Regions from separate parts of the Homo sapiens genome. Here region 2 is linked to region 1. The links are chromatin loops, found by intact Hi-C in ENCODE. Cell type or tissue: heart left ventricle. All regions are shown on one strand. Each heading gives the region's core, and the rest is flanking DNA. Links, peaks and the distances in the headings are about the cores only.

What was found. A loop is a pair of places that touch in the nucleus more often than their neighbours do. Peaks named below come from ENCODE experiments on the same cell type or tissue, not always from the same donor. Only the 100,000 strongest peaks of a DNase experiment are listed, where the experiment ranks them.
Region 2: a loop joins it to region 1, with 2.8 times the contacts of the local background. A loop is called at or near these places in 24 of 110 quality-filtered maps.

Annotation. Positions count from the first base shown.
Region 1 is chr4:38,066,941-38,072,320 of GRCh38, reverse strand. The region is part of intron 14 of TBC1D1 (TBC1 domain family member 1); the gene reads right to left. Among named protein-coding and RNA genes, the nearest start is that of PTTG2, 110 kb to the right of the region's middle. RefSeq lists enhancers at 2,629-2,768, 3,832-4,331, 4,332-4,833. In heart left ventricle, for the core only: CTCF peaks have their summits at 199 and 2,976; a DNase peak (open chromatin) is centred at 302; H3K27ac peaks cover 329 bases.
Region 2 is chr4:38,859,087-38,864,466 of GRCh38, reverse strand. It overlaps a transcript of TLR6 not described here. Among named protein-coding and RNA genes, the nearest start is that of TLR6, 5.0 kb to the right of the region's middle. In heart left ventricle, for the core only: a CTCF peak has its summit at 3,440 (motif pointing right); no DNase peak of the experiment used is centred there.

The DNA of each region.
Region 1 (5,380 bases), core at 196-5,195:
GATGTAAACGAAGCTCTGCGATTCCAAGGATATCCTCCCAAAGGTCACACCAATTCAAAACATGAAATCAGAACATTCCCAAACCCTGCCTCTCTGTCATACAGACGTGTGTCTCTCTCTCTCTCTAGGTGTACATAGTTTTCTGAGGGCTTGCACTTGTGCCTAATTTAGGCCCCAGCTCTCATTCATTATGCAATACTGCCTCTGATGAAACAAGACAGTTACTGCTAGCCCTATCTCACAAAGGAAGGAACAGGGGTGGGTAGCAGGCCCAAAGTCCCAGGGGAGGGAGACTGCTGTGGCACCAGCAGCCCAGACCCGCCCAACCCCAGGGCTCCTAACCAGGCTGCTCTGCAGTCGGCCAACACCAGGTGCTGACCCTAGACACTATTCCTAAATACAGTGCAAATCATGGCTCCTGGGGGTATGGTCTTTGAGCCTCAGTCTTCTCATCTGTAAAACGGAGCATTGGATTAAGAATCCCTTTTCTAACATAAAAGGCTCCAAATAATCTATCAATAATACCAAGTAGAATTTATTGAGCTCCACAGACTCAGGGTATTATGAGAGATTTAAGCAAACAGAAGAACTTTTCACCCTGCCATCTGAGAACCTACAGTGTGCCAAGGACTACAGAGACAGAACCACACCACTTCAGGAAGAGTAAAGCAGCAACGGCATGAGGCAGGAACCATTTCTGCCCTACAGTGGGTAACACAATGACAGATCACAATCAAAGTAGCTGTGGCAGTGGGCTGGAGTTTACATAAATATGGGGTGACCTAAGGCTAACTTACCTATTACAACTTCAAAAAACAGGTTTTAATTGTATAGGATGAGTAATGGGAGAAGATAACTTTGATGTCTTTTAAACCATCAAATATCGAAAAAGAGATATAAAAATGATGGGCTTTTAAATTTTTTATTAAATCCATTCCCAAACTATTCCTGAAACTATAAATATAACAAACTGAAATTTTACTTCTGCTAGATCTAGAGAAATGTAGACTCTCAACAAGCATTAGGCAACACAGTGCTTTTGGACACTTGGGGGCTCTTTCCCAGGGGTGGGTGGGGAGCAGGCAGGAAGTGACCATGGATGGCAAGGCTTCAGAGGCACCTGCAGCTGCAGCTGCCACAGTAAGAGCAGGGACAGGAGGGCCAAGAACAAAAGAAACCCTTCAGACAATGACCACTGTATCTGTACCTTTGGGGGCTTGATTTCTGCAAATCAAGGGTTCCATGTTCTCAGCTCAAATCACTGGTCATGCCAAGTTGAATAACTCCATAGAAGAAAAGGGGAAAAATCCCCAAACAATCATTTGCAGTTCCAGCCCACAAGAGAGAAGCAATTTTAAAACTGAGTCCATTTCCAACAAATCTGAATACTGGTTAGCATCATGATTCACAATGGAAGTATGTCTCCATCTTAAACTTCTATGAGAAGATGAGGTTTTCTAGAAAGACTAAATGTACTTCAAATGTTTCTCCCTTAATTAGAAATTAGTTTTTTCTACCAAAAAAGTCACTACAATACAAAATTGAAACAAAAGGCAAAAATATCACCTATCACCACATCTTCTTGCCACTTCTGTAGAATATCAATGCTCTCTTTGTATTCTTTCTCCATGTGTATGTTTTTTTTACATACTATAATCTCAGTAGATACAATAATTTTTATAGAAAAAATGCCCACATTTGGTAAATATTCCAAAATCATATACCCCTTTATACAAAAGAAACCAAGCACCATCTATGACCCAAACTCTGCACCAGGCCACTGTCCTCACCAAGCTTAAACTAGGATTTAGATATGAATCCCAAGTGTTTTCCATGGCTTGGCAAGATGTGGGCGATGCAGGAGCGTGTGAGGCCTCCCCATGGCCGGGTCATGCCGAAGGTCCACGTGGGAACCTGGCAACAGCTCTTCAGTCTCTCCTCTTCCAGCGACACCTGGACCATCTTTGGTTGTGTAGTCAGCCACATGACAACTATTTTGCTTTAAGAATCCCAAATTCTTATTACAGGATAAATATATTAATCAAATGTTGATCCTAGCAGAGGGATCTTTGACAGAAAGTTAGCCAGCTATCTGAGCACTTTAGTAATAAGAAATTCATGCCACTCACTCATGTACAATTTCACCTACTTTTAGATAACCACTAACTGTTACAAAGCTAGGGATTCTCATTACTTTCATTGTCCTGATTCTGCCTTCGGTTGACAAGCAATATAATTACCAAGAACACACCAACTTATGGTGGCTGGAGGCTATGCCCTCCCCCTCCAGCTCTGACCCTGCTCCACACCTCCCACAGCCCAGATAATGGCCTAGGACAGGGGTGGCCAATCTTTTGGCTTCCCTGAGCCACAGCAGAAGAAGAATTGTCTTGGGCCACACATAAAATACACTAACAATAGCTGATGAGCTGTAAAAAAACAAAACAAAACAAAACAAAAAACAGAAAAAATGAAAGAAAGCAGGCCGCGGGTTGGACAAGCTTGGCCCAGGGGTTCCCTGATACCACGGTGCCTCCATACTTCCCCCACCTCTCCCTGGGTAAGTGACCCTGAGCTGGGCCAATCATTTCTCCCTCTCGAAACCTGGAAGAAAACACAGATTGGCAGCCAGCTACGTGGGTGCCCCTGAGGCTAACAGGTCATACAGATCTGGGGGTTGGCATGACTGCATATAGTAACAAGCAAGCTGGGTGAGCTGGTGTGCAGAATAAAGAGACCGAGAGGAAAAAAAAATTACATGGCCTCAAAGAGAGATCCAGAGAGACAGCCTTGGTTCCTGACAACTTCCTAGTTCCCAGCCTTTACCCTTATCTTGCTGTTTAAAAGCCTCCTTTTGATTAAGCTAGTTTGAGTCATTTTTTTGTTTCTTGCAACTAAGCAATCATTGGCTGAGACAGGCTCACATGCATCTGCTTCCTGAGCGTTCCCAGAGCACCGCCTACAGGTAGGGGGCTAAGAAGCTGAAAACAACTTCCTCTCACAAGGAGCTGAAACCTGATTAAACAGGCGAGAAGGGAACATAATCAGGGAAAACAAACAGGTTGGTGATACTCAATCAGTTATGGCTTAATGGAAAGGGGAGTGAGATGAACAATCAAGATTCCAGTCCATTCTACCACTGACTGTATGACCTTGCCTGTATGACCTTGAGTGGACCCCTTTCCCCTAAAGCCTCTATTTCTTCTTCTGCAAAACAAGGAACCTGGATACATGACAGTCCCCACTTGCTTTTAGGATTCCTTGAAAGCACTGGGCTCAATAGCTTTTACATATCCAGTAACACTAGTTTTAGGAGCAGTGTGGGTTGTAGAAAATCTTGACTGCCTGAAGTTTACTTCTTTAGTCAGGAGACAGTACAACACAAGCACCACCCTGAAGGCTGATGGTGCCACATTTGTGGTTCTGAGTGACGGAGCTGGGGGGACTGGAGATCTCAGAGTTCACCACCTTGAGCAGCATGTCCAAGAGAACTTTCTGGGATAAGGGAATGTTCTAGAGCTCTGCTCTCAATATGGTAGCCACTCTCACAATATTGCTGAATGTTCTTGAGCTCTGCTTACAATACGGTAGCCACATGTGGCTCTTGAAATGAGGCTAATGTGAGGGGCTACATTTTTATTACATTTAAGTATAATTAGTTTGTATTTAATTTTAAATAGTGATATGTGGCTGTTGGTTACTGTACAGGATAGCACAGATGCGAGGTTGAGATAAATAACCCGAAGACACAGTAAGACGCTCTCCATCGGGGCATACACAAAGCCATAAAACATCAGGCACAGAGAGGCTGACTACGCCTGAGGGGTAAAGAGAAGAAATGGTGACATCCAAGTGGCCTGAGAGGATGAGGAGAAGTCTGTCGCTGTTAATGCACTGTGGGTTTGGTGAGGAGGGGAGAAAACGAGCAGGAGTGTCCTGGGCAAAAGGAAATGATCTATGCAAAGTCATGGCTGCCTGAAGAAACAAAAGCTACCAGGGAATGCTAGAACATTCCACACAGGCAGAATCACTACCTTCCTGCCTCTGGTGGCTGCACGTGACCAGCCAGGTAACTCGGTTTCAGATAATGAGACACAAATGGAAGTACACTAGGGATTTCCGCGACAGTTTTGCTCTCCAGATATAGAGGGGTCACCCTTTCCTCCTTGATATCTCCTGTTTTGTTCTGCTTGGAACTGGAGGGGAAGCCAAAGGCGAAGGAATCCAAGCAGAGGAAGCAGAAGAACAGAAGCAGCCAAGCTCGAGGGTGTCACCACTGAGCCCCAGGGCCAGCTCTGCTCTCTCATCATCCAGACCTCTCGTCAGGCGAGAACAATCCCTCACTGGTACATCCGCGTATTGGCAGGCAGACACAATCTCTAAATGATGTGAATTTTGGTACCTGGAGGTGAAAGCCTGGAAAATGTGAAAACGGCAGGACAGAGAAACCTGGGCCATGGGAGGTAAGGAGGGCCATACCTGCCACCCACAAGTGAATGGAAACTCGGTGACTTTTCGTACTACAAGAACATCTGGTCTAACTGTATGCAGCCTGCTGTACACTGGGACCTGCACCAGGGGCTGAGCCTTCGGTGTTAGGGAAACAGAAGAAAACTATCAGAATGTGGTCCATATGGGTTTCTCTGACGGAGAATGAAGAACTGAAACTTCTCTGGCAAGCAGTGCCAGGCAGAAACACCACTTTGTCCGGAAAGGTATCCCCACTGACGGCCTCCAATCTACAACCTGCAATCTGAATCCTTGCCAGGCTGAAGAAACCAACAGCTTCTGTTTTGTCTCCCAACCCTCCCATACTGCCTTGTCTGCAAGAGAAAGGCTGGTACCAGTAAGAAGAAGGAAAGCCGTCCCCTGGCAACTGTTTGAGGAAGATGCTGCTGCAAAATAAAATCCTAAAAACCACACCAGCTGTGTACATCCATAACTTATCACCAGAACTGCTGTTCATCGAACATTCTCCAGCAAAAACACCTGAACAGGAAACAAACCATAATAACTTCAACTTTCTGTGAAAAACCCATCATTCTTTCAAGTATAAAATTCATAGTTTGGTACTAGAAATCATTTTCAGAATTATATAAGACCATAATTACCACGTTCCTACTTTGGTAAATAATGTTTAAAATCTTGGCCGGGAGCGTGGCTCACACCTGTAATCCCAGCACTTTGGGAGGCCGAGGCGGGCAGATCACAAAGTCAAGAGATAGAGACCATCCTGGTTAACATGGTGAAACCCCATCTTTACTAAAAATACAAAAATTAGCTGGGCGTGGTGGTGCGCACCTGTAATCCCAGCTACTCGGGAGGCTGAGGCAGGAGAATCGCTTGAACCCAGGAGGCGGAGGTTGCAGTGAGCCAAGAT
Region 2 (5,380 bases), core at 329-5,328, 790 kb before region 1:
GCTACAATTGCCACCTTTGAATATATTTTTTAGTATCTAGGAAAAAAATGGAATAGCTGGTTCCCCTTTACTAGACATTGCTGAGTCGCCCTTCATTATGGGTCAACCATTTATTCAACATAACCTTTCTGAAAGCATGCACTGTGTACCAAATACGGCTGTAGGTGCTTGGAGTACAAAAGAAGCAAAGCAAACTCCTGGTATTCAAGAACTTACACTCCACAGAAAGGGAGATAGACCCTAACTAGAGGGTCTATATGAGGTGGTGGAGTAAAGCAGGCTATAGAATCTACAGGGTTTAGGGAATGATGGGTAGGACCAACTGTGGTCAAGGAAGTCCTTACTGATAAAGTGGCATTGCAATGTAGACTTTAAGGAAGTAGGGAAATGAACAGTGGCCATATCTGTAGACAGTCTCAGGCAGTTTGGGAGCATGGATGATGCATTCACAGAAAGGTAAGGTGGCCAGTGTGGCTGGAGCAGAGGGAGGATGGGGAAGAGTAGAAGAAAATGAGGCCATAGAGGTAGTGGAGGCTGAGAGATGGGCAGAGGGATTTTGGTTTATACTTTGAGTGAGACTGGCACCCTTATGGCTTTTGAGTATGATTCTAGTATCTGACTCTAGTCATATTGGAATTGGGTGAAGGTGGGAGGGGAGAGAAGGATGGAGGCTGGCATACCTGTTAGGATGCCATTGCAGTTATCCAGGTGAAAGATGATGATGCTTTTGACCACCATGGGAGTAGTGGGGGACATGAGAGGTGTTTGCTTATGGACATATTTCAAAGAAAAATCCAACAAAATTTGCCTATAGATTGAATGTAGAGTTTGAGCAAAAGAGAAATTAATCATTAATCACTCCAAGGATTTTAGTCTGCACTACTGGAAGAGTAGAAATATCATTTATTGATATGAGGAAGGATGCAAGAGGGGGCAGGTTTGGAGTTAGAGGTAGTAAAGATTCAGGCATTTGGCTTGCAACAGTAATGGTTTAGCAAGCATTTAGCAGGCTATTGAATGTGAGTCTGAAGTTCAGGGAAGTCTGGGACTTCATCCTGGTTTGAAGGACCAGGATGAGAGTGCATGGAGTTAGAGATGTGGTCCAAGACTAAGTCTTGGGTATTCCATGCCAGAGATATAAAGAGGACCCAGAAGGAGACTGGGAAGGAATGCCAATGAGTTAGCAGGAAATTCAGGGAAGGGAGAGTGGGGAGTGGGATATGGGGTCTAGGAAGTCAGGCAAGAAAACATTTCAGGATCTTTCAACTGTGTTAAACGCTGCTAATAGTTCAAAGAAGCTAAAAATTGAGAATTGACCGTGGATTTGGCAATGTGGTGATCATTGGTGACCTTGAAAAGAGCTATTTCTTCTGACCGGTGGGGAAGGAAACCTGACTGAAGTACATTTAAGAGAATGAGAGGAGAACAATTAGAGATAGTCAGTAAAAGCTCTTGCAAGGAGTTCTGGTATATAGAGGAGCAAGGAGGGGAAGGTTGTGGATTCAAAGGGAGTTTTTTTTTTTTTTTTTTTTTTTTAGATGGGAGAAATTATTGCTTTAAAATGTGATTGGGGGCCGGGTGTAGTGGTTCATGCCCGTAATCCTAGCACTTTGGGAGGCCAAGACGGGCGGATCATGAGGTCAGGAGATCGAGACCATCCTGGTTAACAGGGTGAAACCCTGTCTCTACTAAAAATACAAAAAATTAACTGGGCGTGGTGGCACGTGCCTGTAGTCCCAGCTACTCGGGAGGCTGAGGCAGGAGAATTGCTTGAACCTGGGAGGCGGAGGTTGCAGTGAGCTGAGATTGCACCACTGCACTCCAGCCTGGGTGACAGAGCAAAACTCCATCTCAAAAAAAAAAAAAAAAAAAAAAATGGTGATTGGGGCCAGGTGTGGTGGCACACGCCTGTAATCCCAGCACTTTGGGAGGCTGAGGCGGGCAGATCACTTGAGGCCAGGAATTCAAAACCAGCCTGGCCAACATGGCAAAACCCCGTCTGTACTAAAAATACAAAAATTAGCGGAGAGTGATGGCACACACCTGTAATCCAGGCTACTCAGAAGGCTGAGGCAAGAAAATCCCTTGAACCTGGGAGGTGAAGGTTGCAGTGAGCCAAAGATCATGCCACTGCACTCCAGCCAGGGTGATGGGAGTGAAACCTTATCTAAAATAAAAAAAAATGTGATTGGAATAATACATCAGAGCAGAAAAATGTTGATACAGTAGAGAGAAGATCATTGCAAGAGTGACTTCCTTGAGTAGATGAGCAGGAAGGGGACCCAGTGCTCAGTGGGAAGGGGCTGGCTCTTGGCACAGAGAGTTCATTCCGAAGGACAGCAAGAGTTCAGGTAGAACTCATGCAGGGGAGGCTTATAGAATTTCAGGGGAAGATGTGGAAATGCTCCTCTGGTAGCATCTATTTTCATTGTGAAAATGAAGCATCATCGCGTGAGAATGTTGGTTTTCAACAAGAATGTTTTAGCAACTATTTAGTAGGCTGTTGAATGTGAGAGTCTGGAGTTCAGGGAAGTCTGGCCTGGAGCTGGTAATTGAGGAGACATCAGCAAGCAGATAGTTTTGAAGCCACGGACCCAGATGACAATGCATGGATTTAGAAAAGAAGTGGTCCAAATCTGAGCCTTGGGTAATCCATGCCAGAGAGATAAAGAGGACCTAGACACGAGAAGGAGATTTTGGAAGTGAAAGAGACAAGAGGAGGTGTGAAAGAGGAGAACAGGAGAGTGAAGGGGCTAGGGAAGGGTAGTAAGGAGGGTAGGAGGATGGCTGCTCTCTTGAGGCTGGGATCTAGTCATACATTTCAAGTAAGCCAGTCAGCATGGGTGTGTATTTTCTCCAACTATATTCAGCCACTCAAGCTCAGTGTAGTCCAGTGGAGAGCTGGATTTAAACTGGGTTGAGGAAAGAGGAGTAAGTAGCTGCAGAAGAATAATGAAGAGGATGGAGCATGATCTTTCAGTCCAGTGCAGTGGGGCTGGGGAATCGTTGGCACTGGAGGAAGAGTTGGAGGTGAGAGAAGGAAAGTGGGATTCAGGCAACTGAGATTATGGAGGGGGTGCAGCCATTGCTAATAATGATATCTAGGATATAATAAGGGAATGCATGACTGAGGTAGGGTGCAGGACAAGATTATTAGAAGAGAGAATGTCCAAGAACTCAGAGGCCAGGTGAATGGAAGAGTCTCTATGTAGCTATGGAAATCACTAGAATTATGAAAGGGGTGGTATCGGATTGAAATAGTGAGTACTGCTAGAATACTTGATGAAGTGATGGGGCTCACTAGATGACTGCAATGAGAAGGGGTGGGTTTGGAGGAAGGAAAGTGATCTGGAAGTAGCAGTGAGAGTCAAGAACACCTGCACCACCTCCCAGGCTCTGGTGTGTGAAGGGTGCACCCAAGAAGATATAGACCACTAGAGGGCGCTGTGCTCAGGCCAGCGTGTAGGTCTCAGTCCCCTGATTTTCATGGGGTTACAATGAAATGGACTCACCTGAAGAGCTTTCAAAATAAAACGTATGCCCGGCCCCTCCCAGACCACTTACATCAGCATCTCTGGACATGTATGTGAGCTCCTGTTTCTTCATGTTCTGGCCACCATTTGTATTACTAGATGTTTTAAATTTTGTCCACCTTAGGGGTGTACAATAGTGTCTCCTGGTTGTGTTAATTTGTATTTTCCCATGTTCTAATGAGGATGCATACCTTTCCATGTGTTTGAGCTATTTCTGTTTCCTTTTCTGTTATCCATCTGTTGATCTCCTTTGCTCATTTCCCCGCATTGGGGTTGTTAGTCATTTTAAAATTGATTTGTAGGAAATCTTTATATATTTTGTATATTAACACTTTTGTGATTATACAAGTTGCAGATACCTTCTCCCAGTCTGCGGCTTGTCTTTTTTTTTTTTTTTTAATTCAGCAGAGAAGTTTAGGTTTACTATCAATACTTAATATATAAATTAGCATTTTTTTTTTTGAGACAGAGTCTCGCTCTGTTGCCCAGGCTTGAGTGCAGTGGCACGATCTCAGCTCACAGCAACCTCCGCCTCCTGGGTTCAAGTGATTCTCGTGCCTCAGGCTCCTGAGTAGCTGGGACTACAGGCGCCAGCCACCACATCCAGCTAATTTTTGTATTTTTAGTAGAGACAGGGTTTCACCATGTTGCCCAGGCTGGTTTTGAACTCCTGACCTCAGGTGATCTGCCTGCCTCAGCCTCCCAAAGTGCTGAGATTACAAGTGTGAGCCACTGCGCCCAGCCAAAATTATCAATCTTATCTCTGTCGTATGTGTATCTTATGATATTGATAATTGTCACAAAACTTACTTTAAAGCTGTTGGTAGACACTAATATTTATTTATTTATTTATTTATTATCTGGAGAAAGACAACATTTTTTAACAAGTAAAAGTCATCAAAATAATGTTTTGCCTGTGTCTGTATTGGGACAGTGTATTGGGTGGCCTCAGATTATGTTTATAATACTTAACCCAGTGTGACACTATTTTTTAAAAATTAAGACATATATACATATCTATATATAGTGAAGAATTCAAATAGGACAAAAAGCATAAAATGGTGAAGAGGCCGGGCGGGGTGGCTCAATCCTGTAATTCCAGCACTTTGGGAGGCTGAGGTGGGCGGATTGTTTGAGCCCAGGAATTCCAGACCAGCCTGAGCGACATGGCAAAACCCTGTCTCTGCAAAAAAATATAAAAATTAGCCATGCATGGTGGTGGATGCCTGTGGTCTCAGATCCTTGGGAGGCTGAGGTGGGAGAATCGCCTGAGTGGGGAAAGTCAAGGCTGCAGTGAGCTGTGATCACGCCACTGCACTCCACCCTGGGCAACAGAGCGAGACCCTGTCTCAAAAAAAAAAAAAAAAAGGCCAATAATCTATTTCTCTTAGTTCTTCTGCTCAAAGGTGAACATTTCTTATGTATCTTTTGAGAAAAAAAGATTCATATGCCTCTATCAACATATGTATGTAGACCCTTGTATTAAGTTTCCTGTGGCTACCATGACAAATCACCACAGACTGTGTGGCTTAAAACAACAAAAATTCATTCTCTCAGAGTTCTGGAGGCTAGAAGTTCAAAATCAAGCTGTTCATAGGGTGATGCTCTCTCCAGCCTCTGGTGGCTCCAGACATCCCTTGCATTGTGACTGCAATACCCCAGTCTCTGCCTCTGTTTGCAAATGCTCTGCTTCTCTGTATCTCTCTTCTCTGTGTGTCTTATGAGGACACAGGGTGTCTTCTAAGGCAGCATAGTATGATGCTTAAGTGCATAGGCACTGGGGCCAAACTGCCTGGGTTCGAATCCCACCCCCACCACTGACCAGCAGTGCAAGCTGGAACGATTAC